Regions from separate parts of the Mus musculus genome. Here regions 1, 2, 3, 4 and 5 are each linked to region 6. A link is a loop called in an ENCODE intact Hi-C map of the cell type or tissue named here. Cell type or tissue: heart. All regions are shown on one strand. Each heading gives the region's core, and the rest is flanking DNA. Links, peaks and the distances in the headings are about the cores only. Region 1 holds the start of Gm33206 (a long non-coding RNA gene). Region 2 overlaps Mecom (MDS1 and EVI1 complex locus). Region 3 overlaps Mecom (MDS1 and EVI1 complex locus). Region 4 overlaps Mecom (MDS1 and EVI1 complex locus). Region 5 has its middle 5.7 kb from the start of Mecom. Region 6 overlaps Gm33206 (a long non-coding RNA gene).

Region 1 (5,247 bases), core at 706-4,705, 78 kb before region 6:
ATACCTCTTAATCTCCAAGGATCCATCTACCCATCTCTTCTTCCCTAAGGTGGGATAGAGGTTATACTTAAACTGTCTTTGGTTTTCTTCTGGGGTAGGATCTGGAGCTCAAACTCAGGTTCTCATGCTTGCAAACTAAGATCGTTACCCACCGAGCCCTTTCTAGCCCTTCCTTTCGGAGTTTCTGGGAGGTCAAATTTATCTCTAGTTTTTCATCATATTGTGTGAAAGTATGAAGATGTCTGAGGGACAGAAGCAGTGAACTGCAGGAAAGCAGAAAAGAAGAAATGGGCAGAGAGCATGGTGAGAATCAGGAGGGCCTCAGAAATTCCAAAGAGCTTTCTACCAATGTAAACAATGGCCGTTGCAGGGAGCAATACTGTGTATCAGCTAGAAGGGGTTTTGAATGTGGCAAGTGCACTTGCCTGAGCTGACAGTGCTGCCACTCTCTGTCCTGTCTCCAAGGCATTCTCAGAGCTCCACAATGAGAGCATTTGAACGCCATGGCTACCAAATAAGATTTAATTGACAGCTAAAGAGCACATTTTCAGTTACGATGGGTAGAACAGTGATGTTTGTTTCCTTGCTTGGTCTCACGTCTTCTATGACACTGTTTCTTTCTCTGGAGAAAGATAAAATTCATTGGAAAAGAGGGTAACTAAAAAAGCCAGTGAGAACATGAATTCTCATCCATAGACTAGAAACCAGAGAACGCAGAAACATGTGCAAGAACGTCAGCTTTTTCACTTCATCTGTGGAAGTCAAGGAGAAGCCTGGGGAACTGGCGTTTGGTCCAGCCTGCCTTGTACACACTACCATAGTCTGCCTCTCATTCTTCTAAATTATAACCAGGAAGAAAGTCATAGATTTTTTTTTCCTGCCTAGGAGGGTTCCCTAATAGAAGGAAATGGACCACCACATATGATTAATTGGGGAAAAGTGTCTCTTCCAAGGAAGCATGAAATTCCTCTAGGAACTAGAGCGTTCACACATGGGATTCTTTCCAGCTTCACGTAAGTCATGATAGACAACGGGTTGTACTTACTATGATTACACTAACATAAATTAGAGGTAATAATATGTATTTTGCAGTGATGGTTTAAATCTGATATATTAGTGGCTTCATAGAAAATATGTGATAATTCATGATTTTAAAATATAGAAGTAATTCAAATGGTCAAAAATAATAATTGCTCATGGGTTATGTTGAGAAGCATATTATTTTCCAAATATGAAACAATTATACCTTCTCTAAATTCTGACTCATCATTAAGGAAGCTATTCTCAGCAAGACAGAGGTCACATTAAATAAAGGTCCTTTTGAAATGTAGTTCATTATAGTAGTTACAGGTTCAATATATGACTGAAAATCAATGAGCAGACAGTCAGTTAAGACATCTAGAAAAAAATTAAAATTGCTTAAATGCCAGATTGCTGGCTTGTCCATAAATAGAATATTAAGGAAGAGCGTATTTCTTTTGAAAAGCAAAAATTTTTATACTTAAAATATGATAATCTGAACTGATTTACAAAATAACCTAAATGTGTAAGTTGACTGAATACCATCTATAATTACTTTGGAAAAATTTCAATACATAGTTTTCTTTCTTACTATTTAGAATCTGTAAATTACATATGCTGACTTTAATTAATAGATTTTTACTCTCTGTCACTTGGTAACTGGAGATCATATTTTAAGCATTTTTTAGATTTATCAAACTAACTTTTAAGATTCTCTGAGAATTTCCTAGAGCATAGAAATAGATTTTGTGTGTGTGTGTGTGTGTGTGTGTGTGTGTGTGTGTGTGTGTGTGTGTATGTGTGTGTGTGTGTTTTATTGAATTTGAAAGTAACACACTAATTGTTTTAAAACCAAAGCATTCGGGGAAACGAAACGGTGGAAGAAAACAGAAACAAATCATTTTTAAGACTCATTCCCAGGGGGGATTGCTACTTTGAAAATAACATACAGATATTTTCCTATGTAGCCAAGCACAGTTTCTTCCTGTGTTGTATCACTTATGGCGTTTAATACTCACTATGAATTAAAATTCCTCCTGTGTTTTCAGGGCCAGCACGTGTACGTGTATTTTATTGTCAGTGTCTTTTGTCAAAGTCTTGCTGCACCTCTATACCTTTATTTTTACAAATTTGATTTCTTTGAAACACAATTTTTATTTTTTTCCAGTTCTCTTTTACTATTGAAGCCTCTACATTGAGTTCATCGGGTTGTTTTCACAGTGTTAATTCCCAGCGAGGAATTGTCTCCGTTAAAGGAAACGCACATTTTAAAGCTTGTCGCTCTACCTTACTTTCTAGCTGCTTCCACATCTGCCCCACAGGCTGTGTCATCTTTCTGTTAATACAAAGCATCAGGATCGTGCTGTTTTCAGCACAAACTCTGCTAACACAACATTCTGCCATTTACTAAGCACAAACAATTTTCACATGCATATTGACTGTGATTCTAATTTCGTGAGCTTGGAGTAATTCTATTTTATTTTACTGGCTGTTCAACTTTTTCTTGAACAGATTTATAGTAACTTCTCATATACTAATTCTGTTCCTAGCCGTTTGTGAATTCATTTTTTTTAAATTCGCTTTTAAAATTCATGGTATTCAACATATTAAGTCATACATGGCAAAGCTAGTGTGAGCAAAGAGGGTAGAGAATATAGAGAGTTAGGGAAGAGGTTTAAGAACTATCACGATATCCTCCAAACACCACTTTATATGATAGTTAAGCTATAAGAGAAAAAGGTAGAATTAGAACTGTAAAACATTCCTGGTTGCAAACATTTGAAAATACTGGTCATGTTCTAAGGGATGCCCAGGCCTGCCCTGTGGGACTCTGTCTTGTACCACATACCTTTGTGTCTTGTATATTCCACAGGGACAGGGCAGAAACTTCTCAAGACACCCCTGAGCTCTAGGCGAGAATATTTTTCCATTTCACACATGAATATGGGTTTCCTGAAGGTCTAATTCCAGGTTCTTTCCTGATAATTTGTTGATCGTGTCGGCATTGACCTTCTTGACTACATAGCTTTTAAGGGGGAGAATGGACTCCCGGACTGCCTCTCCAAGTCCATGAACATGAAGTCCATCGGACTTTCAAACTTTCCTAATAGCAGAGGGCCCACATCAGTGTGACTCTGAGTCACTGAGTGAGCTTTAATTTCTTACTGCTCTCTTGTGGCCATTCAAATGAACTGTCCAAAGACCTAAAAATCCTATAATATTAATAGAAAAAATATTTTCCAGACAGTCATCATTTTGTAACAGAAAAAATTATTGTCTTGACATTTGAACATCAAAGCCAGAAAACAATTTCTTTTCTTCTTTAGGTATTGTGATGTAGTCTCAAAATTCAAAAGTAAAGGCTGGAACATTCTCTCTCTCTCTCTCTCTCTCTCTCTCTCTCTCTCTCTTTCTCCCTTTCTAATTTCTCCTCTCTTTTGTAAAGTCAACCACACAGTTATTTCTCTATGAAGTCATCAAAAGAGTGAAGATTGAAATATTTCTGGCTATTCTGAAGATAAAATAATGCAGTTCCCAGCTTGTTCTCTTGCTGTGGTTTTGGGAGTATCTGCAGTCTGTGTTTAGTCATCATAATTTGAAACAGTCATTTCTTTAAGGAAGAAAGCCTTCAAATGCAGACTCTATACTTGAATGCAAATACTGCACAGTTAATAAAAGTCGCCCTGTCATGTTTGTGTCTTATGATGTTGTTTGTGAGTAGAGTGGACTCAGGCACTGCAGTCTAAGGAATTCTAAGGGGGAGAGAATGTGCTGAAATGCTCTTTCCCTGCAGTTACATCAGTCAAGTAAGGTATAGCCTAACAACTCTCTAATTCATTTGACTTAATTTCTGTGGCCATGTCTAGTCAAGAATACTATGGTTTAATCACAATTATGAGCAACTGTGTTGGAATTAGCTTGTGCACATCATATAGATAACTCTTCTACGGGATGAGGCTCATGCTGTTCCTGGCATCATTCTATAGCCACAAAGATGGTTTCAGAGGATTGCCGGGGGCGGGGGGTGTGAATCCCCAAAGGCTATAATATCAATATGTGAAATCTTGACCACTCAGTTGCAGGATTGTCTCCTGAAGATACTGGCTCACAGAAGTTGTAGTTTATTATAAGACAAACAAAACCTAAGCATGCCATAAAGAAATATAAAAACAGAATCATGTTAAACATCACAAACAAGAATGATATAAGGACATATCTGGCCATGAAGATCAAAGGATGGTTTCCTGAGAATGTGACGCAAGAGTCTAGAAGCCACAAAGAACAGAAACGATGGGGTGATTAGGAGGACCAGCATGTACACAGGCTCTGCCCTGAGAAGAGTGGAAAGTTTTCATAAGATAAAACAATGGCCAATACCTTCAGGAAGAAAGCAGCAGAGAGAACAAAGTAACTTAAAATTGAGGTACAAACATCTTATGAGCTCAGCCAGAGTTAGTTCATCTTGACTATAAGAGAGAAAAGAAGGCATCAGCATTCTCTAAGTATAAGACCTTCTCATGTTTGAAAAGGTTGTTCTCCCAGGTACATAGACAATGGAATTAAAGAGGTCAGAGGGCTGAGAAGCAAGTCAGTTGAAATTTCCAATAGTTCACATGGCAGGTAACAGACATTTACAAGGTCTGAGGAATATGGGTAAAAACAGAGACAGGATGTTGATGGCTCAGGGCTTGAACATCAGTACTAACATCACAGAAGGTTATTATCAGCATTCTAGCTTCAATAGTGGGTGTGCTTCCTCAGCAAGGATGGAGAGGTGACCAGTTGGGAGGGGGAAAGTTGAGTTTAACAGGTACATGACTTGTCAAAGTGGACATATAATGAAGGAAATTGTACATGATGACCAAGATTTCAAAGGAAGGACCTGTGAAGGAGAGATATGAATGGAGTTGATATTTAAGTACAGGAGGAACCACAAATATTAATGAAAAGATTTGACTAAAGGGGAAAATAATTAGTAGTATGCTAGATAACTAGGACACAAACTAATAACCTCACTAACAATTGTAGATCTAACATGATAGATATTTCCTCATATCTTTGCTCCTATTAACTCATCCAATAGCCCCGATTATTCTATGATGGAGATACTACTGTTATCCCTTCTTTCTGAGAATATTTCCATGTGTGTGTGGATATCCAGGTGTGGGGGGATGTGTATACATGTGTGTGTGGATATGGAAGCTAGAGATTGTGTCAGGAGTCTTC
Region 2 (5,247 bases), core at 889-4,888, 350 kb before region 6:
GATGTTTACACAGCTCTCGGTATATAACATAGGGATACAGGGTGGACATATGCCAATAAGACACTACATAGAAATGCATCTTACTTGAAGTAATCCTTTAGCATATATACAATTCTCCCATTTACTAAGGGCAAAGTCAAATCTGCACACTAAATGAGATGGCTGTGCTTGCTTAATTCTACATAAAGAATTAAATTGGGGCTAGTTATTTGACACTGAAGGACGAAGAACATCTAAAAATTTTTCAGTTGATTAATCATTTATTTACACTTAAAGATTTGTTTCTTATTGTGTGTGTAAGTGTGTGTGTGTGTGAGAGAGAGAGAGAGAGAGAGAGAGAGATTGAGTGTGTATGTGTGCTGTGTGTGTGTGTATGAGAGAGAGAGATTGAGTGTGTGTGTGTGTGTGTGTATGTGTGTGCAATATTGAAAATGGCCCAGTGAGAGCCATGGATGCTCTGGAGTTGGAGTTAAGGTGATTTTGAGCTTCATGCTATTGGTGTTGAGAACTAAACCTGGGTTTTCTAGAAGAACAACAAGTATTGTTAACTGCTGAACCATATATCCAGCCCTAATATTTTATAATTGTCAATTCTGAGAATGCCACTTCTCAGAAATATATAGCACACAGAGCCAGAAGTATATCTTAAACCATTTCAGCAATTGTAGAATAATCTGTCTTAATCCCAAGTCAAATTTATGTACTGATTTTTTAAAATAAAATGTATCTATAACTTAAATAGCATTAAAAAGAAATCAGACACTTTTAACACAGTAAAAACAAACAGACTATTTTGATAACACTCTGGGGAACATGCTAGAAAACTATTGAAAGTCTTTTATTTTCTGTAATTAAACAATTCAGTTTTCATAAGAGCAGAACACTTTGTATAGACAAGAAAAATACTATAATACTTAATCTATAAATGTATAGAACCTGAGCCCAGGTGTGGAGAGCACCGTTCACTCACGTGTCGAGTCATAGGAGCACCTGCAGTGTTTAGGGCGGATGTGTGCTCAGAGCCACAGCTGCGGAGCCCTCCTGCAATGCCTCATGATAAGGTGTTGCCATGAGCACCTCTGAGACAGTTTGCACGCTTGGTTTCTAAGTTGCTTTTGGTTGCTGTGAATTCCTAACTCTACTAGTGATACCTTTTTCATCACTCCACATCCAGGATGGTAGGGATTAAAGTTTCAGGAGCTGTGAAATTGTGGAGTGGCTGTTACAGCCACTGGAAGGCCATGGCTGACCATACTTGGCTATACAAGTTCATATCAGTAGTCAGTGGCATCCATGCCTCAAGGCTGAAGCTACAAGTGAGTTGTCTGAACTGTAGTTCAAAGTTGTGGAGTACCTAATGTTGGCTGTACAGTGTTGGAAGAATAAACAGTGGCACACTTGGAATGCTCAAAGTGAACTTTACAAGATGCTGGTGTGGGCAAGGAACACCATAGGCATGGCAAAAGCCTTCTACTATGAAGGTCACCAGGTGGGTTCTTGCTGTTTCACTTTTCTGGCTCTCTGGTTATTCCCCTTCCATCCTATCTTTGCGAATCAAGCAAGTTTTGTAATTGCCTTCATCTATAGCTGGCCCAGGAAAGGCTGCTAAAGAATATTAGTGTGAGTGTTTATGGAAACCTGGTTTTGGTTTCAATTGGAAGCTGCACTATAGCTAATCACTTTTGTCCTTAAATGCTGTGCAGTCACTGAGGGTGGAGGGTGAACCCATAAGGATATATCCTACTGATGCACACTAAGTGCAAAGCCATGGTGGCTTCTTCAGACAGTTGCTCAAGGGCCTGCCTTCTGCTCTGCCAAGACCTACTGGAGCTCTGCTTGCTTTTCCTCACAGCTCTCTGCAGACCCGAGAGCTGGCAGGATGCCCCTGCCCTACCCCGAAGCTTTTCCTGTGTCCTGGTAGAAGAGTCAGTCTAAGATATCACTGTGATCAAGAAAGCCATGCCTTCTGAGTCACTGAGCCAGAGGAGAGGCCAAGGACAGCACCCCTTGTTTGGGGGAGGGTCTCTGGGTGTCTGACCATCCCAGAGACTACAAAGAAAGACCTGGCTCTAGTTTCCTTTCTCTTTCAGTAAACATACGCCTCACTTACTGGAACCTGGTTCAGTGAGAACAGTGTTCTGCCTGAACAGAGCATTGCCACGTCAGGCCAGAGTGAGGGTGGTGTGGTTCCAATAGACAAAACCAGTACAACCCATGACTGACATGTGACAGAGTACAAGGGTCTGGAAAGGGAAGATCCCACATCCTTCCTCCACTCCCAGTTCCTTGCTGCGGGAGGAGCACTGGTCTCCTGTTCTCTGTGTACAGTGGTTTAAGAAAGCTGGCTTTGCTCTGCCTTTGGATTCAGAGGAGATGGAGTACAGCTCTGGGAATCCCAGGTCGAATGCACTAAATGAGAATCTAGTACTTATTCTGATGGCAAGAGGAAGAAGCAATGACTAGCGGGTAAAATAACACCACATTGAAGCACAGCGACAATGTGAGAGGCCCTGCTGGCTGTCTTACGTGCAGCCACAATGCTGGTTCTAAGACACCATGGAAATATACCCTGCATGCCAGAAGTTTGTGTAATAAGGTGTGCTAATTTCAGTTATGGAAAACTTAGCTTTCCGTACTTGGATTTCATTTCAAAAGAGATTTTGTATTTTTTAAATGCATTTGTTTTCCTACAGCGACATGTGTCTCTGAGATACACCTGATACTACTGTATAACTTCTGAGTAGCGGGTTCAACTCCACCCTTTTTTACATCTAGGTACATTGACATTTGCATATGCTGCCACCAGGTGGTGGCAAATCCCTTGAGTCACGTGTATTTTAACTTTGAAAAAATCCCATTAAATTAAAAAAACACTAAAATATTTCTTTAAATTATATCTTTAGATGCTCAATATGTAAAGTAAGTCAGCCAAATTACGATAGCAAGAGTGGGAGAGAAGTTTCAAAGCCCAGTACCATTTGAAAATCCCCATAATGCTCGTATTTTATCTGGCATTAAGATATGAACTGTTTCTTCAAATAAAAAAAGAAAACTTAAAGAATAGAAAAAGTAATAGTCCAGAGCAAGAAAAGGGGATGGAGAGCACTTCCTAGAGCCAGGAGGAAGGTGGTGGAGATGCTGTGGAGTGGAATTGATTCTGCATGGGTGGTGGGAGAGGCAGACAGGCTTGGGAAAATGACTGTGGTAAGCCTTTTCCTCTGGGGCTCTGTGTTGGTGGAGTTGTGTCCTGCAGAAGCTTCTGGAAGGAGGGCTAGCGTGGAATGCTATAGCTGAATCTGTGATTGACGTGGTTTCATCAGATGATCAGATTCATCTTTGTCTAAATAGTCAACCCAGAGTTGCAGCTGGGTCCTCAGGTTCAAGGGCCAAGTCTTCCAGCGTGTGGGGTTCCAGGTGGCCGGCTTTCGATTTCTCAGTGCTCTCCTGTGCCGCTAGAAAAGACAGAAGGTAAGAGGCACAGCATGCGCAGACACTTGTTTTACCACCTTGATAGGGTGATTCTCCATGGCACACATGATCAGCATTAGAAACAATGCCTCTCCACTGGCTAACACACACACTTCCCATTGTGGCATGTGTGTGTGTGTTTGTGTGTGTGCGTGTGGGTATGTATGTGTGTGTGCTGTGAGAAGCTGTGTGTATATGGGGCATGACTGTGTATGAGGACAATAGCAGATGCCATGTATCTTGCTCTATCATTCCCCGACTCATGTCTTTTAGCAGGTCTGTTACTGAACCTAAAGATTACTAATTTTTTTGGTCAGACTGACTGCCAGCAGGCCCAGGGATGCTCCTGTCTGCATCCACCAGGGCAGGGTTATAGGTGTGGCCAGTTATGCCTGCTTTTTGTGTAGAAATTGGAGGTTTAGGTTCTGATTCCACATGTTTCCACTTCCCACTGAGCCATTCTCCTATCCATCCATCAATCAAACCATCTTTAAAAAACTAAGCAGCAGCAACAGCAACAACAAACAAATACTGCTCTTGACTAACTGTAGTAGCTGAGTACAGAAATCTAATTATCCTCCAGCAGGAAAACAGAGGAAGGGTTCACTGGCAAAGCAAAACAAAGACCCCACCAATCAACCAAACAAGAAACTCCAAGCGGTGGTTAATGACCAACCAATAAAATAACCAGGCACCTTGGGTCATATAGTTATTGAAAGAAGGGAGGGGGTGAGGAGGAGGGAAAGAGAGAGGGAGATGGAAAGAAAGGGGAATGGAGGGAGGGATGGAGAAGGGAGGGAGGGGGAGAGAGAGAGAGAGAGAGAGAGAGAGAGAGAGAGCTCTTGATTAAGTACTAATTACTAATTAGTTTCTAGTTGACTTGATTGACCAAGAGAAAGAGTTTCATCATGAGAAAAACTGACAGGAACACTAGAATGAATATAAACTCTCCTAAGGGCCTGGGCTGAAAATTCTCTATCAACTCCAGTTCTCACTTGTTATCAGGGGCCAGCCAGGGTTCACTGGCTAGAAACCCATAGCAGCCTCTCGTGCACCCGAATGGCAAACAATATGTCTGAGAGAACGTACCTGGAGTCTAGAAAAATTCTGCATATTTAAGGAACTTTCTAGTAAGTAAGAAGACAGGAACACAAGACCAAAATACACAGTGTTTGGTGATGATGACTGCTCTAGAACTCAGAAGAACCACAGTCAACAAATGTACTTGGTTCATCTACTTGGAGAGAAAACCTGAGCAATTTTCTCAATGATAGCAGAAAAACCCAAGAGCCTACCAGACTGAGAGCAAACAAGTGATAAAGGAGCCTATAGAAGGAGCCAGCAGGGTATAGCAGGAGACTTTATGAACTAGAAGAGCAGCCAAAGACTCCATCCCACCCAGGGGCTAGATGTAGTGTTGTTGTTGGCCTATATGCTCACACAACAGCAGCAAGGCAGGGATGAGCCCACTTAAGGGTCCCTGGGCAGGAGACCTTGATCGTAGCTCTACACTTAGCTCTCACAATGTAGCTTTTCTCTCCGATTCTGCCCATTCTGTTCATTTGTGTCAGCTGTTTCTTCCCAGAACTGAGATTTCAAATACACTCATCAGCCACCTATTGGCAAGTAATGGCAGCAATGACTATTGGTGTGTAGCCTACAGTTGAGGTCTTGGCCAAAACAACTCCACTGTGCTAGGTTTTGGTGGCCCATGTAGTCCTCTTTTCTCTGAACTGACATCCTTCATCCTAATATCTGTGATTGAACATTAATAAACAA
Region 3 (5,247 bases), core at 538-4,537, 200 kb before region 6:
TGCATTGAATTTTATTCAAATTTCATGGAACAAAAAGATTTAAAAGATCTGATAGGTGGTAAGAATTTGGAGGAGTCGGAGGGAAGGAAAATGGGGTAGCAATTGTAGAGGAATCAGCGACACATCTCTTGAGTCCCAAAATAATACTGAAATTTTCTTACCTGTGTCTCACTTAAGCTTAGGTGAAAGTCTGACCACTTCCCACATTGCCACTGTGCCGTGGAGAGAAAGCATTGATTTTCTTTTTAAACACACATCAATATCTATACACAAAGCTAATTTAATTAGCAAGCAGTTATTGTTCAGCCAAATGTCAATTTCTCAAATTATTTCATGCTTCCCAACTGTATGAACGGTATGAAGCAGGATTTCACAGATAGTCTGTGAAGGAGAGACTGCATATGAGATGCCCCCCCCCCCAAAAAAAAACAAAAAACAAAAAACAAACCCATACATTTGCTTGGTGTTAGAAGAAAAAAAAAAGTCAGACTTGGAGTTCAATGGCTGCTTAGCCACCCCAAGAACCCAGAGCTGCAGAATTAAAAAGACTATACTTAGGCTGAGGTTATAAAGGGCCTTCCTCTATAAACTCAAAACATAATGTCAGGGTGAATGGGAGCCTACTTTATTAACTTTATGGTATTGAAAACTGCCAGCAAGTTGTCTTGTTTTTAAATACCGTCCTCTGCAGAGTGTTACAGGGCCGTTTGTCCACAGGAAGCCATTAAAAGTGGACAGTGCAGTCATTTCATCTGGCTTTCTGTGGACTGCTTTTCTTTCTTTTAATGATGTGCTGGCATGTACCATGCCCATAGGGCCTCCATTAGCTGGACTCTTGCTTCTGGGACAACCCTGAAGTTTAAGGCTTAAAAGAGGCATCGGTTTACAGTCCTGTGGGAATCACTTGGATACTGGGGCGCTGACTTATTACCGCTTTAACTAATATATTGACTTATTTTAAATAAACAGTTATACCATGAAGGCAGAACCCATGGCCTTATTGGAAATCTTTGGGCCTTTTAAAGATTCTGCAGTCCTTGCAGCCTAGGGAGGAAGGGAAAGGATTGCGGAGGGTTTATACCCATTTCAAACCTGGAAGAAAATGCATTAACCCCTCCCACCCCAGCCTGGCCATCAACCAGTGTGTGACTCCTAGAAAATCTACCCACTCTGCTCAAACTGAGAATTTCCCAATGTTGTCTTCTTGGTAAACAACAATTAAGAGCAATAAAGAAAAGAAGCGTGCCATGGCTAGTACTGAAAAGCGGTTTAAAAGTATGATTATTTAAGAAAAAAAAATCTGATCGCTACTCTGTAAAAATCTGATCGCTACTCTGTTGCATGCATTCTCAAAGCCATACATTGCTTAAAGCCGCCTCCTGCCTTCCACTACCCTGGTAGTTAGATCAACTTTCCTGATCCGGGCTTGCAAACTAAAGCTGGTTCGAGATTAAGGTAAAACCATTATTTGTAATAGTCTATTGCAAGGGCGGTGCTAAACTCTGCAGAACAGGCGTATTCCTGATCACTGTGGAGCAGAAAGCAGCTTTGCAGTGGCTTAATTTGTAGCTGGTAACTACTGTAAACAGATTTCTCTAGAAATCCAAGGAGTAAAGGGAGTTGGTGGATTTGGCTCCTTGTATTTATTTATTGTTTTAGAAGGCTCCTAACTAACGGGAAGCAAGCTTACAGGGAAGCAAAGCACACTCCTTGCAAAACTCTGCCCTCTACCCTTGTTTGAGCCTGTTTTTCTTCGGATGGGGTAGATCTCCTAATGGGTTACTATTGGAGAGAGGCAGGGAGGAGCGCTCTATCACTTATTGTGAGATTGTGGGACTTTTTCTCTAAATTTCAAGTTATGTTAAGACAAAGCAGGATGGCTGTCATCATGTGAAGTTCCTGCCTCATATGCAAAAGAAGACGGTGTTGGGAGGAGGTGAGGGGAGTGGGGACCAGGAAGCTGCTGTTAGACTTTCTTCGCCCAGATAGATGCTTGTGATAATGCCGTGTAATCTTTCCTGCAGTTTATCTGTTGTACAAGAGTGAGAATCACAGCACCAATATTGATACTATTTAATAAGAGACACATATTAAACGGATAGCGGTAATGTTAGAATGGATCCTCGCTGTCTTTAGACACATCTCTCAAGGTCTCAGGGAGGAAATTAAGGAAATTCAGAGGTAGGAGCATCCTCCACTCAGGCAGTTTCCCAGGGTCTGTGTCTGTGAGACCTGGAGGCTGCAACCAGGCTGTCAGATCCTGGTGGGTTCACCTAGGTCGTTGAGGCTGCAGGCACTGTACTTTATTTCGGGATACATCGCCACCTAACGGCCTCCAGCCGTACCTGCAAGAATACCATCTAGACCCGTCGCTCCGCCTCCCACACCAGAAGCTAATGTAAGTGGGGAGAAAACAAAACAAAACAAACAACAACAACAAAAACCTCAAAGGTTTTTTTTTTTTTTTCCCTGAAATGTGAATTTAGTTAGGACCTGTCACTGATTTCCCAGGACCTTTGTGTCGCCACCAACCTTTCCTGCTTTTCTGAGAAGCTTTGAAAAAGGTTAGGCAGTGGGTGCTGCAAGGCCAGGGTGGGGTGAAGTAGGGGCTTGGAATGGTTTGGGGCACTGAGCACCCAGACCCCCTGATCAAGCTGAAGTGTCTGAAGCACTCAGTTCCCCAGATTACTTGTATTTAATACACAATGCATCATAAAACAAATCTCTCATCCTGACAGGAAGAAAATAGAACAGCTCATAGCTCCAGCTATTCCAATTTATGGCTAAATTAAAAAAAAAAAAAAAAGTAAAAGAAAAAGAGCACTTCAACAATGGGCAAGTTGAGGAAGGGCCTAAGATCAATGCAGGGAAGCCCAGACTCCTCATGATTCTCAGGCAGGGCTCTATGGGAATATCTCAATGCTTAGGTTATTTACAAAGGATTTTTCCCCTGTCTTACCTACTACTGCTGTGAGATCTCCCTCCCCCCCCCCCCCCCCCCCGCCAAACAATGGCCATTATCTGAAATAACAGTTCAGTGTCATAGATAACAGGCCACCAAAATGAATTAGTCACCACCTCTAGTCATTTACTGTCACCTGCTTCCTTGTCTTCTGACACTATTTTTGTTTTTTGATCAGCATTTTGGGGAAAATAAAGATCTACTGGATTTTCACATTAACTTGCCCTTGGAGAGAAAGAAATGTGGGTGGTACTGTGAGTCCTGATTCATAGATAAAAGTTTAATGTCAGCACACATTCTAAGCCTGTGAGCTGGCTCCACCCCTCCCAAGTACCTGTTCCTAGACCTAGGCATTTTACTAAATTTTCCATTGTTGAGTTGAGAATAAATTGGATCTGAGGGCTGGCGATTTAGCTCAGAGGCAGTTCTCTTGCCTAGTGGGGGTTGGGGGTGGTTGTCCTGGAGGTGTTTCTGTCTTCTCTTGGTGGGTAGGTGAGCTGTATCTTTCTATTTGCTTTTATAAATGGAGTTTTCTCATCAAAAGCATTTATTCTCAATTAAGCGGTGGGTTTAACATTTTTTTTTCCAAATTTATCTACAAATAAACACATGGATTCTTATATTTTGCCATCCTCTATCCAAATTCTTTCACCCAATGTCATCTCTGCATTGTATTGATAGAAAGTGCCCAAACTTATTATAAAGTTATCTAATATATAAAATATGAATCACTAAAAGCAACCACTTGCATAACTTGACTCTGGGGAAGTCATGGCCTTTTGAATAACTTAGAAAATATTCTCAATCTACTACAATCTATTTGTGAGAGAGATATGAAAATAATGCTTTAGATTTTAAGATTTGTTCTTGTGTGTGTGTGTGTGTGTGTGTGTGTGTGTGTGTGTGTGTAGGGGTATTTTTAAAATGTACACATTTCTGGGGACCTAACTATAAAAAGGAAAGGAATAAATTTAAGTAGAAACTTAAATTATATTTTATTTTAAAATATGCTTAACTGGAAACTGGAAATGTGTGTTAGTTTTCACTTTTGAAGCTGCTGTCTTGAGACTTTTAATGCGAGCCAGTATCTCTTTATCCTAAGAGTTGCCCTGGCCCTCTTCAGAGCTTCCAAACTACCAGCCTGCCTGGGGAGGCACCCTCACACCCCTGAAAGCAATTCTCCACCCTATCTTTCCCATCCCCCACCCAACTCTAACACAGACTCTCTCTCTCTCTCTCTCTCTCTCTCTCTCTCTCTCTCTCTCTCTCTCTCTCACACACACACACACACACACACACACACACACACACACACACACCCTTGTGCTCAGGACATCAAAACCAAAGAGATTTCCCTGGGGAAACAAATCCTGCCTGGAGAAATTTCCCCATTGGTTGTTTATCGGCAGAAATCTACATGTTTCTGGGGATGGTGCATCTATAATCAGTCTGTCCCTATAGGACTTGGGTCTTGGCGACCTTTTTGTGACCTCTCCCGCCAGAGGAGGCTGCTGTCACTTTAAAAATTTACTGAAAGAGGAGCCCGTCGTCTGGCTTCCGACCACTCTGGAGATAGCTCCCTTTCTCCCTCGCCCCGGTTTCTTTCTGGATGGCCGAGCAGATCCCCTTTAAAGAGACAGTTCATGAAATAGAAACCCTGCGGCTGGGCGCGGAGTGGCTAAAGGGGACGAGCCGGTGAGGGTCTGGCCCCGAGAAGGCTCTGGGAGGACCTGGGGGGCCGTCCTGGCCTGGCAGGCCCCCTACCTTCGCACACTTTCCTCCTGCGGGTCTTGCCCCTGGAGCTGCGACAGAGGAGTGGGAGAAGTTTTAGTAGGTTTCAGATAACTTTCATTACACATCGGGCTGATAAGAGCAAGAGAAAGTGAGGAAAGAGGGAGGTAGTGAGACCAGAAGGAATAGCTGCGAGCTCATTTAGGAAGAGGGGAAAAACCCAAATACACCAAACCCGGCTCAATTCTGGTCTTAAAACACTGTTGGCGGACAATAAATCCGAAACGCGTGGTCCTGGCGATCAGCTCCCAGGGAACGACAAACTTATCAGACACCCATTTGGAAGTGGAGACACGAGGCTTTTATTTTAAAAAAAAATTTTTTTTTCTTTTAAAATATCTCGAAATGTTAGCGGGTGTTCTTTGAAAAGATTTTCCAACTCGAGTACCTGGCTGCTGCTGATCTTATTTTTGTTTAATTCTGCTGTGATTGCTTTTGATTGCTGAGTTGAGGCCGTAGAAATCGGAAGGTAAGCGAACTCACTTTAAAAAGTC
Region 4 (5,247 bases), core at 430-4,429, 640 kb before region 6:
AACACATAGAAGAGCTGAGCAAGACTTACTGAGTTCATTATAGATCTTTCCTTCTCTCTCTCTCTCTCTCTCTCTCTCTCTCTCTCTCTCTCTCTCTCTCTCTCCTCCTCCTCCTCCTCCTCCTCCTCCTCCTCCTCCTCCTCCTCCTCCTTCTTTTCTTCTTCATTTTGGTTTTTTGAGACAGGGTTTCTCTGTGTAGCCCTGGCTGTCCTGGAACTCACTCTGTAGACCAGGTTGGCCTCGAACTCAGAAATCCATCTGCCTCTGCCTCCCAAGAGCTAGAATTAAAGGTGTGAGCCACCACTGCCTGACCATTATAGATTTTTCATCAAATTAAGAAAGCAGACACAGGGAGGAGGCTCTTAAAGTCAACCAAAGCCCTACAGTACACTCCAGGCCAACCTGTGAGATGCTATCTACCCGCAACTCCTCCCCACCACTCCAAAATTGGGGTAAAAAAGTTTTATCATTAAGATATAAGTAATATCAATAATGGTAAACTCAGATTTTCAAACAGAAGACTTGAATTTACATATTTATTTGTTCAACACATATTTTCTACAAACCTGGTATATTTAGGGCATTGTTTCAGGCTCCATTGGAGCTGACGTGATGAAGGGGAATGGGTTCTTGTGTGAGTCTGTAGCCAGCTGGAGGAGCCTTGCACATTATTACCCCTTGGTAAGCTGAGGAAGGCGAGCAGGCTTTCAGCTATCCCCAAGGTGTCTCTAGACTCCTGCTCCCTTATGAACAGGGATGCCTATGTTTTTTGAGCCTGCGTGTTTTATAAGTATAGAAGCAGTAATTTACACAACTGCTTACCATGAGCCATTTTCTTTTCTCTGATTATTTGCCGTGCCTGAGGATTGAACCCAGGACTTTGCACCTGCTAGGAAGGTTCTTAGTGGGCTTCCCCCAAGAACCTGGGCCAGAAGCTTTTGAATAGCTCTGGAGATGTAAGCTCCGTAGTCTATGGTTACTAAGCCCCTCATTCACAAGTAAGAGGGTTCTGGTGCAGGCGGGGGTGTAACACCCTTAGCGTGGTGGGCAAAGACGTGAGCTTGTACCCTTCGCTCTGGTCTGCCTGTGTAATGTACTCTCTACAGTAGGTGCATACAGCAGTGCAGATTTATTTAAAAGTATACAACAAAGCTTCCTGCTTATTGACGCTATCTTTTCCATGACTTGGGTCTGTTTATCAAACGCATGCTTGTACTGATTGATAAGCAGATATCACAGATTGATAAGCAGGCATATCTTCCTAATCTGTGGAACTCAAACTTCTGTGACCATTTGAAAAAGAAAATGGGCAGCGGGTTATCCAAAGACACCCAGCATTTATCGTGGGAGGGCTATTTTGCACCAGGCCTTTTATGTATCTTCTTTAAAATTCACTGTATTCATTCTTAAGTTTGCGTGTTGGACCTCATTTTTTGTCATCTTTATTGATTTGAAATTAATCTAGATTTTGTTTATGTAGGTTTGTTCCTAGCCCAGATTTTAGAAAAAGGCTTATGAGCAGAGGAGAATCAAACAGTAAGGAAGGAATTTTGGACTGTTGTCCTCGATAATCTGGAATTTTGTTAAGGGATAATAGAGGAAAGCTGTTTTTTATCCTGGAGTCATTTCGAACCATGTGCTCATCACAACTCCTATGGTCTAGTTATGTGTGTTTGGAGATGGAGAGGGGGAGAGGGAGGGAGTGGGAGGGAGGAAGGGATGGGGGAGGGGGGAAGGGGGAAGAGAGAGAGAGAGAGAGAACACTGGAGAGCACACTCAAGCAAGCTGGGAGGGAGGGAAGAGAAAGTAAATGAAGACTATTATGGAAGGAGATGTGAAATAATGGATATATGAGCTTTTAACAAGGGGTTGAGCTTTAGCCTAGATCTAGTTCCTTGCCAGTGGAGACTCTTTTTGAGTTATTCCCAGTGCCTCAGGCCTGGCATGAGCAGGACCCCATAAGAGGCTGTAGAATGGATAGATCAGAGGCCTTGGTTTCTGCAAGAAGCTCTTCTCAGAGGAAAAACCCCTCCCTCTGAAGACGCTCACTGGCCAGGTGCCACATCCTCCTTGATGTCTCACTGTCCCACTGAACTAACTCACTGACTTTGAAGCCCAGAGAGGCTTGCTTGGGAACCCAGCAGGGCAGCCTTGGTCTGTGACCTGGGCCCCTGGGGACAGGGTTAGGAGATTGCAATGTCCTTGCTGTAAGGCTAGGGATACAAGGCCAGATTACTTGGGTCACAGGTCCACATTGTTGAATGAAGCAGAAGCATTAATTAGTGACAATTACCTATTGGAAAAAAGAAGTCGAGTCCTCAGTGCTCCTTCCAAAAAACTTAAAGACAGGAGGAAGCTTCTAACAATGGGTAGGGGCAGATGCATTTCCGCCCCAGTGTCAAAAACAAGGTACTGTCTAACTGATGAGTTGTGAGAGCTCCCAGCGACGCTTTGATGAGCCATCTCCTGCTTCCTGATATTGTGACCCCCTCGGCAAACACTGACAAATAAAACCAGCATGCCTTCGATGTAACCGAGGGCACACTATCTGAGGAGACGCTTCATTTCAGGATGTGTTTGAAATCCTGTTATGAATAGGGTTTACATCCTTGCCTCTGAAATAATATTTTTGTACTGTGGAACTCAGTGGTAAGAAAAAAAAAAGGACAGGTCATGTAATGTGTAAACAATTTAACTTTGATGTAATATCTTGTTTGTTGGATTTGAACCTGGGGAAAGTCAGAGAACATGTTGCTTAGCTGATTTCTTTCTTTCCTTCCTGTCTATTTTCTCTTACCTTGGATGGCATTTTAAAGATGAAGAGTGTAACTGAGACCAGGGTTGTATCCCAATGCCAGCCTTTCAGTCCACTCCCCTTTCTCTGGAGGAAAACCCTTAGGTTTATAGAACCTTCCCGGCCATGACTGTAGCTAGAACCTGGGAGATGTGGTGTAAGGGATGGTGAGACTGTATTTTGTTAAGTTGGAGAACTCGGAGAATTCGAGGGTTCTGAGCTGCAGATGGAACTTAGATCTTTTGAGGCTTGCGTTCCATTTGCTCTTGGCAAAGCACAGTTTCCTGGTTCAAAAGAAAATAAGCGCGCAAGAAAAAGGGCCCCCGGGCTTTGCGGACATCAAAGCTGATGAGATACCCTTATAAAACAGCATTTTGATGATTTGTAGATTATAAGAGCTAGGAACATAGAGATTAAAACTATGCTTAAAGAACCCCCAAGTTAAAGAAAAAGAAAAACCCAATACAAACCAACAGCAGAGCACCAGGAACATCAGTGCTGGCAGCGTGCAGTTCCCCGGGTGTCTCTGCCAAAGCTGAGGTGCCTTAGTGAGTCTTGGTGCCACCATGCCACATTGTTATTATTATTATATTAGTATTTTGCAAAATTTCAGCCTTGATCTGATGTCCATCAGATGTTACACCTAAAACGGTAGTCATAATGTTTCTGATTTTATTTTTTGGAAATTATATGTCCTTTTTTTGTTTGATGTTTAAACAACTTTATAGACTAATAATCCTTCTACTTAAGTACTAAATATTGACCAACCTATCTAATACAAATTAGTTGCTTTTTTTTTTTTTTAAAGAAAACAAACAGATAGACTGACACAGTTTCTTTTGGCCCAGGATAGTTTTGAACTCACTGTGTAGTTGAGGATGACCTTGAACCCCTGATCTTCCTGCCTTTGCCTCTCGAGTGCCGAGATTAGTGGAGTGGAACACTGTGCTTTATGTGGTGCTGGGAACCAAGCCCGAGGCTTTAGAGATGCTAAGCAAACCTCCTGCTAGCTGAGCTCTGTCTCCAGGTCCCCAGATGCACCGCTTTTAAAATTATTCTAGATTAGTGGTTCTCAGCTGGATGTGGTTCTGGGGCCCTGATGCTCATATGGTACTCATATGGACTCATAGGGGTCATATGGTACTGTCTGGAGACTCTGGAAGCTAACTACTGGCTTCCATATCCCACAATGCACAGTCTGCTGTCTACAAACAAGAAATTATCGGGCTCAAAATGTCAAAGCCACAGTGGTTTGAAAACCCTGTTCTAGACTGTAGGAGACTCACAGTCCTTATCTTTTCTACCTTTCTTACCTTTCTCTCAAGCAAAATTGATGTTCTTTGCTGATTTCTGGGCATAAATGATCAGATTAGAGGAGTAAAGATAAGAGTGAGAAAAAGAGAGGGGGAAGATTTATATGTGGCTAGTGTAATCATTTGGTTCCTAGGTCTTTAATCCTGTCCCATTATAATGGAGGAAAGCAAGCACTTTGAAAGAGGTCACCCTGGGCCTGAGGACCAGAGATTATTAGCTGTTATAAGCTAGGTCTTTAAGAAAGCAATGGAAACAGGATATATTAATAAATTTTGTTTGCCATTGTCCGCATGCAATTCTGTGCAACCCCAAACTGAGGCTTATGAAACACTTCCGCCCTTCACAACTGCCTGGCTTGTTTGTTTTGCCCACATACCCGGCGTCTGCTCCAGCAGATTCGGCTGCACTCGTAGAAAGAGCAGGGGCAGGGGAAAGAAGCGTGTGATGGGAAGTTTCCATGGACGTGGTGAGAGGGCTAGTTAGGCAGGGTCCTGCAGGCAAGTCCATCCAGACAGAAGAACAGCTTGATGTAGTTTAGAGCTTGCTTTTATCTATCTATCTATCTATCTATCTATCTATCTATCTATCTATCTATCTATCTATCTATTTATTTATTTTTAAATGAGATGGTGGCTTGGATCAAGACAGTGCTTGATCTCCTGAGGAGTCTGAAGAGGTCTTCTACTCCTGCACACGTATGTGTCAGTATTCAGACTAGCATGTTTTAGGCAGGGCTTCCTGGCCTTAAAATCACCTAAATCCAGAAATTTTAACAGAAATAGATCCTTGGCCTCTGCTTTATGTCACTAGCTCAGAGGACCTAGGGTCTGAGTAATGCTTCTCCCGAGTCAAGTCTGGGACGCTCCTGTCCCCAAACTGGTAAACACAGGGGACAACACATATTCTCCACTGTCACCCTCGTTCTGATTGGTATATATTTTTCTTTCACTTATCTCTATCAAATCTCACCATTCCCAGTACCACTGAGGGGAAAATAGATTTGACTTTTTTTTTTTTTGAGACAGGGTTTCTCTGTGTAGCTCTCTGACTGTCCTGGAGCTCTGTAGACCAGGCTGGCTTCGAACTCACAGAGATCCTGCCTCTGCCTCACAGATGCTGGAATTAAAGGCATGAGCCAT
Region 5 (5,247 bases), core at 767-4,766, 700 kb before region 6:
GGACATGTATCACCATTTAAAAAAATAAAATGTTACCTCAATAGCTATTTTTTCCAAGGAAAGTGAGTATAAATCAAATTTTTGTAAGTCAAATCCTATTTTTTAATGTCCTGGAGGACTCATTATTTAATAAAACAGCACAGAGCAAATAACCATATTGTGATTTGGCTTTTATAAGCCCAGGCACACCTGTGTCACACTGTCATGGTTTTAGGACGCTCTGACTCTATAGAGGAATTTGAAGGTTGCCAGCTCTGCCTTGGACTCAGTTCAAGAGAATTAAGTTATTGAGTACTGAGACTCTTGCTACAAGGCACTCTTGTTCATAACTGTCTCAGCATGGATTCTGTAGAAAGTGCTTTTAAAAAAATGTGGAAATCTACTATAAGTTTTAAAGGACATTAAGCAAATTAATATGTTTTGGTTATGTGTGATAACATTCTCATGTTAACCACAACCATGTATCTGAGTAAATAATAATAAAGTGCTCTATGTTAAAAAATACAACACATCTTTTATTTACTGCCAGTGAACTAACCTGAATAATTTTATGTATTGAAAGTAAAGACAACAGCCAGACTCATGGAGAGTTAGAATGAAAAGGGCTAGAGAAACAAAGCAGAATTTTTAAAAGGATGAAAGAAAAAAGAACTTACTTTGCTAAAAATCACTTTCTGTTGAAATTACTTTGTGGCTTTCAACTCACAGGCAGAGAATGGGGTAACCTAGAAACATTAGACTGATTCAAATACCCTCTCTGGTTGGGTTGTGAGGAAAGACTCTTTTTTTTTTTGTGAGGCCAGAGCAGAAGAGAAGCATCTTTCAGTTCCTTTCCTCTTCTCGCCATGTGGTTTGGGTTCTCCTGGGTTCTGCTGTGTCAGCCTGTCTGGAAGATGGTCTGGAGCTTCTTTGTATCGAATATTGACAGTAGCTTGGTATTAGGGACTGATTTGTCAGTTCTCGTGCACACAGCATTTTTTGAGAGTATGTAACCCAAACCCACGCACACACTGGTGCCCATTCAAGCTGCAATGTTAAAGTGAAGATCCAGTTACAGCAATTTCATATACATCAAACCCTTGGGTTCTGCTGTGTGAAGAGACAGCCCGCTGACCAAAGAAAAAATATCCCATTACAGCTGTGAATGAGAAGACAGAGCCCAAGACCACACACACACACACACACACACTCACACACACTCACACACACACACACTCACACACACTCACACACACACTCATACACACACTCACACACACACTCACTCACACACTCACTCACACACACACACACACACACACACACACACACACACACGGGGAGGGGGCACGTTGAGGAGGGGAGACAGAAAGAGAGACAGAGAGGGATCCTTGTCATTATTCTAACTTTCAAAACAGAGTTTAGAGCAAGTCTCTTTTACAAAGTAAAATCCATACGTAGTGTTCTGTATATTATTTTTAACCCCCACAATATTCGTGCAAGATGTACATAATTATTCAACCATACAAAGAAGAAACTCAGTTGTTTGCCTGAATTCACACAGTTGGTTAAAATGGGATACTATATTTGAAACTTCGTTGGATCAACTCTTTAAGATATTAAAATCTGCCGAGTGTGGTGGTCATCACCTTTATCTCTGTATTTAGGAGGCAGAGGCAGGGGGATTTCTGTAAGTTCTGGGCCAGTCAAATGTTTGACTTTGTTTCTTTTTTTAAAAAATCTTAAGAATTGATCTTGCTGGATGAGGATTTATCTCATGTACAGTGCCCATAAAATCTGAATATGGCTATCTCTTAGCAACAGCAGACATGGCTATGCAGGAGAGAAATATGCTCATGCTTCAGATGAAAATTTCAAAATTCAATCTAAGATGCCGCCTTCAGGATGTCCACAGCGAAGAAGGGAATGAGTAAACAAAAACTGTAAGAGCAGGGAGGAATAAAAGGCAGAGACTTGGAAAGCAACGGAGGGAGAATGGGGGAAGGGCTGCCCATCCTTTTGGGGGATCCGGGAAACCTTTAGGTCTTAGAGGCGTTTGGCTTCTAAGATCCAAAGGCAACAAAACTGGGAGACGGGTTTCAACAAAGGACAGAGAAGGTGTAGGTTTTAAGTGAGTAGAATCAGACACTACCCTTTTCGCGACTAAGGCAGGAAACAGGGATTCAGCTGCTGAGGTGATTTAACAAGACAGAAATCTTGGCCAGATACTTTCAAGAGTGGTGTTTCCCAAAAGTGCACTATTTCGGTGAATCGTCTGGGAAAATGTCTTTTCGAGTTGGTCGGTCTAACCCGGCCCTGAGGTTTTGAGCTTCTAATAGTGGTAATGGTCCAAGTAATGGTGGGCTTCTAGGAGCATCCGCGCAACCTGCAAGTGAGCTCAGAAACGCAGAGTGCTTGAGCCTCACCTCAGACTTCCTGGATCCGAATCTGCATGTTAACAAGATCCCCAGGTGATTCGTGCGCACATTAAACTTTGGCAACATTCTTCGAGACGATTCTTTGTTCAATGCAAAGATCTAAAGAGGGCCTCTGGCATTGCACGCCAGCAGTCTGGCTTCTTTCTGGGGCTCCATATCCCCCAGGACTTAAAGATTTGTGCCCGAGTAGCAGCTCCTCCAGATCTTAAGCCGGTAGCAGCGCCGGGAGTTGTTCTCGTCTTAATCCTCCTCGCTGGGTTCCTTCCCACCCTAACTCGCTTCCCTGGGGCGCCCCAGCTGTGTCCCACCCCCAGCCTAGGCAGCTACTGTGCACAGCTGGAGCCCTCCATGGCTGGAGCTTCCGAGCTGCGGCGGCGGAGAGAGCCAGGCGGGGGCGCCGCAGACTAGGCTGTGCGGGAGGAGACCGCGCCCGGCGCCGGGAGCCCAGAGAGGGCCTCCAGAGAGACGCGCGGGGGAGCGCGAGCTCCGCGTGGGCTGCCAACCCGAGCAGCCTCCGCGCCACCCTGGCGCGGTCGGGTACCGCGTGAGTCGCGGATCACACCGTGGAGGCGGCGTGTATTACCTCCATCCGTGGCCCTTCGTACAGGAGCTTCCAGCCTCGAGGGCCAGTTGTCAGCGGACTAACTCTGAGAAAGAACCCGTTATCATTCCGAGCTGGCTGGGGAGCCTGGGAGGTTCGGATTGATGCAGTGACGATTTAAAACCAGCATCGCGCTTCCCTACAAGCCCGCACCTTTTTTTTTTTTTTTTTTTTTTTTTTTTTTGGCTTCTGGGAGCAGGTGGATGTTGCAGGGAGAAGGAACAGGGTCAGTTTGCCAAGAAAACTGGGCTCAAAAGCGCTATTTACAAAAGGGTGACATTTACAATGTGGAGGAGGTGGCTGGCCAGCGGAGGCCAGCCGCTGATCGAACCTTATGTGCTTGCTTTTGACCGGCCTGCAGCTTTACGCGATTACGGCTGCGCTGCAGAGCAAGGATTTCGTAGGAAGAGGAGACTATAAGTCGCGGGGTCTGCATGCAGCTGGGAGGGACGACCTTGCATCCCCCTCGCCGCTGGCCAGATGCACGGTACGCGAAAGCCTAGCAGGCGCCCCGGCTCTCGCCTTGCAGCGGTGCGAAGCGCGGATTTCCCCGCCAGTAGCTTCGTATTCAAGGCCAAGCCGGACTGGCGATTGAGAGTTAACACCTTTTCGTATAACGGGCTGAGGCAGGGGATACGAGTCTCAGCCCTTGCCGAAACCCACGAAAGTGTGCGTTTCTCGTTTCTCGTTCGGAGGATGTCAAACAGAATTGGGAGTCTGAACATTTCCAAAAGCTTCCGTGTGTTCTGTCTCGAGACCCATCGGATTTGTTCAAACTTTCGCGAGTGTGTGAATGTACGCGTGTCTCCACCCTCTCCTTCTCCCCTCCACCCCCACCCCGCCCTTGCCGGCCGAAGTCGTCCTATATAGCGATGATAAATATCCCTGTTGATCACTTGATTGATTACCTCCCTGAAAGGTCACGCGGGCTCGCAGTAATTTCCTTTTGCCTAAGGCTCCCTTTTCACTTTTACTCCAGTACGACAGCTCCGAATGCACGGGATCTTTATTTTTGATTTTAACCCCTAAATGCAACCCCTCCCGAAAACAATGCAGACAAGAAAAATCGAATAAAATCAACTCGAGACCTTTCTGTACACTCTCAGCCTCCCTCCTGGTCTTTACTGCTTTCTTCTTTCTGGTCGCCTCCACCCCCTCCTACTCCGGCCCCCTCTCCCCAGCTCCAATGTATTCTGGATACTGTTTAATAGATGAGTGTCTTGCAAGTAAACTCAGGCGTCCCTTGGGTCTGCATTTCATGTCTGTGACGCTCTCCCTTTCTCTCCTGTGGACTGAAAATTCGGATTTAAACCACCAGACAAGCTATTAATTTAGCTAGGCTACCCAGGGTCCTGAACCCAATTAATTTCTAATAATTATAGCCCAAGGGGGCTAGATAGATCTCCCTGCCTCTTTCTTTTATTGCCACACCACGCCACCGAGGTCAGCGTATAATAATAAAGTGTATATTTTGAAAGCGATCCCCAGAACGAGAGAGTTATTGCAATGAATGAAAATTGTTTCCATTTTGGCTAATTGAACCCCTGGCCGAAAGCTGGACTCTGAGACTAAATAAAGAGAACTGTTTCATTTCAACATGAAGAGACTCCTGCCTACCTCTGGTCACCCAGCGAGAGTTTAATTTCTTAACAGCCAACCTGAAACTCAGCGTTGGGTAAACAGTATTAATAATTACATTACAATGATTAAATTAATCTTTCTGGTAGCCAGGCAAATGTAGGTTTCGATTCAATAGCATGTAGAGTTCACTGCACAAAGACAATAGGCCAAGAAATACCTCCATAAAGAATTCAAACTTTCTTCTAAAGGTACTGTGGGGTTGGCTCAATTATAGTGCCAGGAAAGGAAAAAAAAACATTTCCGGTTCCTTGCTGTTTCTAGCATTAATTAAAGACACAGTTGGAAAGAGGAATACTGACCTGCCTCTTCCTTTTCAATAGTTTGTCTTCCTTTCCACTCCTACCTCTATCTCCCCATTTCTGCTCAAAGAAAGGAAGAAAGGAAGGACGGGGGTGGGGCGGGGAAACAACACACATGTGCACACACACACACATCCCAAACAAACCCAAACAGTTATTAAGCTCATGAATTTTTCCAAGTTGTCACCACTTCCAGAATGCCAGTTTCCATAGAAGGAAAGGCAAGAAAAACTTGTCCTAAGTCTGTCCTAAGTCTGTCCTAAGTCTGTCCCCCAGGAAACGAATTCGA
Region 6 (5,247 bases), core at 510-4,509:
GAGAGAGAGAGAGGAGAGACAGAGAGAGAGAGAGAGGAGAGACAGAGAGAGAGACAGAGAGAGACAGAGAGAGGAGAGACAGAGAGACAGAGAGAGAGAGAGAGAGAGAGAGAGAGAGAGAGAGAGAGAGAGAGGAGAGAGAGGGGGGAGAGAGAGGGGAGGGAGAGAGAGAGGAGAGAGAGAGAGGGGAGAGAGAGAGGGGATGGAGGGAGAGAGAGAGAGAGAGAGAGAGAGAGAGAGAGAGAGAGAGAGAGATCTACAGGATCAAGAGCTTTGTTGCTGTCATTTTTAAGAAGTCACTGCCCCACTTGGCAGCTTATCTGGGATGATTGTCTGAGGCTCTTCATTGTTCCCCCTCCCCCATACCTCTGAGATTTGAAGAGGATGGTCCAGAGAGAAGCAGACATGGCTCAACCAAAGGTCTGAGCAAGGAATAATAAGTATATATTTCATTTCGATTTAGAAGATGATATTGTCTCAAATTCAAAAGAACAGAAGTGGTGGTTTGTGGAGTAGGTACCAGACCCACCCCGCCCCCTGAGATGCAGAACTCTTTCATCGGTGGTAGATGATTCTGAACTGTAGTTAGGTAGCTCAACCTTCTAATAACACGAGGAACAACTTTCTGAATTGTGGGATTCTAATGGAGGCACTGGGTCTTCTTTGACGATGAGAAGGCAGATAGGGCATTTTAATGTGTCCCTGGAAAGATTGTTTTCTCAAGCTATGCCATAAAGTTATGTTTATACCCCCAACTTCAACACCATGCTTGCCAAGAAGGTATGATAGCTCACAAATGGATGCTCACAGGGCACAAACACATGTTCTTAGTTGCAGCCCAGGGAAGATGAAGCTGATCATTTAATGTGGAGCTTTCTAGTGAACGGTGGTAGCCAATACTGACGACTAAGAAACATTCACTTCATGAAAAACACTTGAGTAATGACATCTTTTCTATTTCAGCCTTTTAACGAGGCATGGGATCTGGGATTGAACGTAAAGCTGCTATAGGAAACAGGCTATGCCCACAACTGATCACTGCCTGGACTGACTCGTGTTTATTATCTGCATTTCTCTATTGTTTTACCACCTGCCAGAAAGTTTGGCTTGTTTCTCTGCCGGCTGCACATTGGATGCCCAAGTCTCATACACAGACAAAGCTTCCTTCCACGGGAGAAAAGACATAGCTAGACTGGGGTTCTGGGGTCACGGATGCATGGTTCTTGGTCATTATGTTTGGCTTTTAGACTCAGTACTTTATTCTCTCTGTCTCAAATAAGAAAGATACCCATACTTCCTTGATAGCTCTGGTAACACTGAAGTATTGAAATAATAAAATTATAAGTTTTGCAAAGCAAACAGAATTAACATTATTGGCAGGCAAATGTCATTGCCATTTGGAACCCGAGAAAGGTTAACTTTTATACATGGCTAATTTTATCTGGTTACTTAATTTTTGCCTGTAAGTAGACATTTGGGGGAATAGAAAATAAGTCATGAGCATGCTGTATTTTCATCTACTTTGTCTTCTCCTGTATTCCTGAGTTTTGAAGCCATTACAAAATCAAATACTTGTTTAATCTAACCCTTTCCCATTTTTAAGTATAAACAAGAAAAAATGACACCATAGGCACATCACTTCTCCCTCAAAGTTATTTCAGGACCTTGGTTTTTGTCACTAGAATTCTCTCTTCAAAACATAGAAGAGATCCTGGCCACATACGGACTGGCCCACCTAAAGGTTCACCCTTATTATTGCACATAGTGAAGGGTGCTCTTTCCCTCAATTACACAGTCCTTCAAATCTACATAAACAAACAGGAGCTATGCCTGCATGTCTAGATCCCAAATATTCTATTTCTCATACATTACATTCTAGTCAAAGCAAATCCACTGATCTGGACCCTGCATTTAAAAAAAATGTTGAAATTAGCCCGACAGACCTGAATAGCAGGTCAGTGTGATGATTCAGGGGACTAGTCTTGTAGACAGCTGAAAGAGAGCCCCCTTTCCTCCAATTGTCTTTTTACCACATCTGTTGTTAAGTCAATGCTGCATATAGAGTTTAGATTGCACATAGAAGAGGATGAGAGAAGGAAACAAACTTATTCAAAGTTATTCCTTGCTCCTCTCTGCCCCTGTCCCACCCTGCTCAGCTCCTACTGTTAGAATCCTAGCCAGAGTTCATTGTGAACCACTGGAGGCATGTTTCCATTGGCATTCGCCTCCCTTCCCATCACAGCCTACCAACTAGGCAAGAAAGAGGACTGACGAGAAACAAAGGTAAGATTTGTTCTAGAAGATGATTTATTCTGCTGTAATTTCTTCCAAGAGCTCTTTCCCCCAACACACACTCCCCCTCTTTCCCACTTAAATAAATAATGAGCTTGGGAAGTCCTTTAGCCCGTTTTGCTTATAGACATATTTCTAAAAGAAAATAGAGACAGTGTATTCTGGAAGTTTATGTAAGGTCCAAGAACAGAGTCACTCTGGTGCAGCTCCCATCCCGGCTACAGCAGGTTTCTTTATGGTGAGTATGACAAAGGGCAGGCTGTGCTGCAGGAATGCCAGTCGCCGCCGCTGTTCCAGAACCTTCTATCACTCTTCCTGATTTGACATGAAATATTAAACACCGGTTACCAACAAAACGTTATTGAACACAGATGTCCACTATCATTTTCAAATTGCTAAAGTCAATTTAGGAATATATATATATATATATATATATATGCATTTCCCTAAAACACAAATGTCATGTGACAGTAATGATTTCACAATATACCATTTCAATTAAAAGAGGACATTGTATATGTGTTTTCATTTTAAAAATCCCTTCTCTTTCATTAAAAAGGTCTGGGTCTTTCAGTACAAACTGGACCGAAGATTGAAAAATAAATTAAAAGAAAGAGCGCCACCTACTGATGCATTTAAAAACTCTCCCATCGGCTCTATTTCTGAATGGAAAAGGCACAACAGGGACCTTGTGAACAGTAACTCAGACTGCTTGGCTCAAAGAGAAGAAAGAAAGGAGCAGGAGTTGCCCCCGTGGAAAGCAACTGGCTAGAATGGAGCTGTCTCCATAATGGAGAAAGCCTCCCCTTTTCTGTGCCCCTCAGAAGCTCTAATTAATAAGTCTGCTCCAGGTTTAGTGCTCCCCCAAGACACGGGTTAACTGTGCCGTTCCCTTTTGCTGGGTTTACCGAATCCGGTCGGGTCACACATTTTGCTCCATTACAATAATCGTATTCATGTCACCGGCTGCCCCTTCCGACTCTCAGACATGGTGGGCGCCCTTTGAAAGGATTTACGGGACCATTTCTCCCACCAGTGAGGTTGGGCTTGTTCAGAGCCTACCATACTCCTCCCCTGCCCCCACCCAGCCTAGATTCATGTGATTTCACAGGGGAGGGAAGAAAAACATCCACTGGGAACTTAAAGCCTACCTCAGGAGGCAAAGAGTAGTTAGTTGAGGAGAAAGCAACTGAACCAGACCAGGAGGGAGATGGCTCAGAGAGGCTGATCAATGGCCCCTGCAGTTTTTGCTGTCCCATGCCCCGCCACCTATCTATACGGTCTTCCAGGACCAACTTAGATTCCTGCTTTGACACATCTTTTAAGAAAGGCACACTCTCTGAGTCTCTCTTTGTGTGCCTTACGTTACAGACAGATGTAACTTATTGTGAGCGCATCCTGGCCTCTCAAAGGGTCTTGGGGTCCTGGTTTTCTAGCATGGACTTAGGTTTATAACACCACTGGCTTTCTTTTAAGATGAGTAAAGTCTAAATTATGTTTGTTTCCTACTTTTAAGCAGTGGCTATAAGAAATATTATCAATATGCAACAGGACAGCATCTAGAAACACACAATGGAGTAATTTAGAGTAAAGTCCCTTTGAAGATGTCTGTTCAGCCATGCAGAGACTTGATTAGCTAACCGTAGGCCCAGGTATTCAAAGTCTGAATAGAAAATGTTTATCTTCCCCCAAATGAATCACACATCACCTATCACTATAGAGTTGCCAAACTGTATGGTTTCCTTGTCACACATAAATTCAATAGCCGGCCACATCCAGGGACAGAAATTCCTTATAAATCAAACACCTACATACATTACAAAGAAAGGGAGTGGGACATACTGCCGAGTTTCAGTCAATCAAAACATGTGTGACGAGGGTCTTGTGTATCCAAGGCACAGTGCTAGGTTTCATGGGGACATTTAATGAAATATGACCTGGCCCAACCTCCAAGCAGGGGAACACCTGCCTTCCACTGCTGCTCTGGAGATTATGTGCAATGGCTGAGCAGTGCAGGGTGACAGGTAAATGACTACTATTATCATGACTACAAGGTCATTTTGAAACAATATTTAAAGCAGAGGTGGGAGAGATGGCCAAAATGGAAGAAATAATATGGGATTGAATGGTGACACGGTGACACTGATTTACTGGGGTCAGAAAAAGAATGAACATGTCTGAATCTTACCTTCAGAAAGCTTCATGCAGAGGGTTTCAGCTCTGAGTTTACTGTTTTCAGAAACTCATTAGGTTCTAGGCAGAAGGCTGAGCTATTGACATTTTCAACTCATTTTTCAAACCTCCCCTAATTCAAAGGGTATAAAGACATTATCAGCCTACTTTTATGGTTTAGAATTCCAGAGAGACTAAGGTACGCATGCTGTCACATGGAGTTTTCCTACTTAATCAAATTGTCTCCACTATAGACACATGTGTGTGTGTGTGTGTGTGTCTGTGTGTGTGTGTGTGTGTGTGTGTGTGTGTGTGTACGTGTGTGTGCATGCATGTGTTTATATCTGTGTACACCTGTATGTGTGCAAGTGCACATATGTGTGCACATCCGTTGAGGTCAGATGATGCAAAGTTGACTTCAAGCGTCCTCCTCAGACACCATCAACATTTGTAGGCTTTTGTTTTATGCTTTTGTTTTCTCTCTCCCTTCCCCCATCACCCTCTCCCCCTCTTTCCCTTCTTCTCTTCCTCCCACCCTCTCTTACTTTCCCCCACTCGCTGTTGCTGAGATACACTCTCTCGATGGCCCAGAGCTCAGTGACCAGCACTGGGAGAGCTGGCCAGGGGTGTCCTATGGATCTCCCTAGCTTTGCCTATGCTGGTTTTAGAGAACACTCCACACTGTCAGCTTTTAAAAGTGGGTTCTGTGGCTGGAACTTGAGTCCTCATCTGTGGCCAACGCTTTGCCAGCTGAGCTCTCTCCCAGGCATTAGAATAGGATTT

What was found. A loop is a pair of places that touch in the nucleus more often than their neighbours do. Peaks named below come from ENCODE experiments on the same cell type or tissue, not always from the same donor. Only the 100,000 strongest peaks of a DNase experiment are listed, where the experiment ranks them.
Region 1: a loop joins it to region 6, with 2.0 times the contacts of the local background. A loop is called at or near these places in 2 of 42 quality-filtered maps.
Region 2: a loop joins it to region 6, with 4 times the contacts of the local background. A loop is called at or near these places in 5 of 42 quality-filtered maps.
Region 3: it touches region 6 in a loop (2.6-fold over the local background); 8 of 42 quality-filtered maps call a loop at or near these places.
Region 4: a loop joins it to region 6, with 2.2 times the contacts of the local background. A loop is called at or near these places in 2 of 42 quality-filtered maps.
Region 5: it touches region 6 in a loop (10-fold over the local background); 10 of 42 quality-filtered maps call a loop at or near these places.

Annotation. Positions count from the first base shown.
Region 1 is chr3:29,888,872-29,894,118 of GRCm38, reverse strand. It overlaps Gm33206 (a long non-coding RNA gene), which reads left to right and starts at 892. Exons shown (of 6, transcript XR_880724.2): 1 at 892-1,013. It overlaps Mannr (Mecom adjacent non-protein coding RNA), which reads right to left and starts at 3,102. Exons shown (of 2, transcript NR_110437.1): 1 at 2,870-3,102. In heart, for the core only: a CTCF peak has its summit at 3,203 (motif pointing left); no DNase peak of the experiment used is centred there.
Region 2 is chr3:30,158,090-30,163,336 of GRCm38, reverse strand. The region is part of intron 2 of Mecom (MDS1 and EVI1 complex locus); the gene reads left to right. Among named protein-coding and RNA genes, the nearest start is that of Mecomos, 140 kb to the right of the region's middle. In heart, for the core only: a CTCF peak has its summit at 2,802; a DNase peak (open chromatin) is centred at 1,856; H3K27ac peaks cover 716 bases.
Region 3 is chr3:30,012,517-30,017,763 of GRCm38, reverse strand. The region is part of intron 2 of Mecom (MDS1 and EVI1 complex locus); the gene reads left to right. Among named protein-coding and RNA genes, the nearest start is that of Mecomos, 4.8 kb to the left of the region's middle. In heart, for the core only: a CTCF peak has its summit at 2,326; a DNase peak (open chromatin) is centred at 2,313; H3K4me3 peaks cover 568 bases; H3K27ac peaks cover 1,149 bases.
Region 4 is chr3:30,455,325-30,460,571 of GRCm38, reverse strand. All of the region lies in intron 1 of Mecom (MDS1 and EVI1 complex locus), which reads left to right. Among named protein-coding and RNA genes, the nearest start is that of Mecom, 52 kb to the left of the region's middle. In heart, for the core only: no CTCF peak of the experiment used is centred there; DNase peaks (open chromatin) are centred at 2,261 and 2,351.
Region 5 is chr3:30,512,798-30,518,044 of GRCm38, reverse strand. No RefSeq gene overlaps it. Among named protein-coding and RNA genes, the nearest start is that of Mecom, 5.7 kb to the right of the region's middle. In heart, for the core only: a CTCF peak has its summit at 2,813 (motif pointing right); DNase peaks (open chromatin) are centred at 2,834, 3,424 and 3,894; H3K4me3 peaks cover 2,655 bases; H3K27ac peaks cover 2,189 bases; H3K27me3 peaks cover 911 bases.
Region 6 is chr3:29,810,760-29,816,006 of GRCm38, reverse strand. All of the region lies in intron 3 of Gm33206 (a long non-coding RNA gene), which reads left to right. Among named protein-coding and RNA genes, the nearest start is that of Mannr, 78 kb to the left of the region's middle. In heart, for the core only: a CTCF peak has its summit at 2,919 (motif pointing left); no DNase peak of the experiment used is centred there.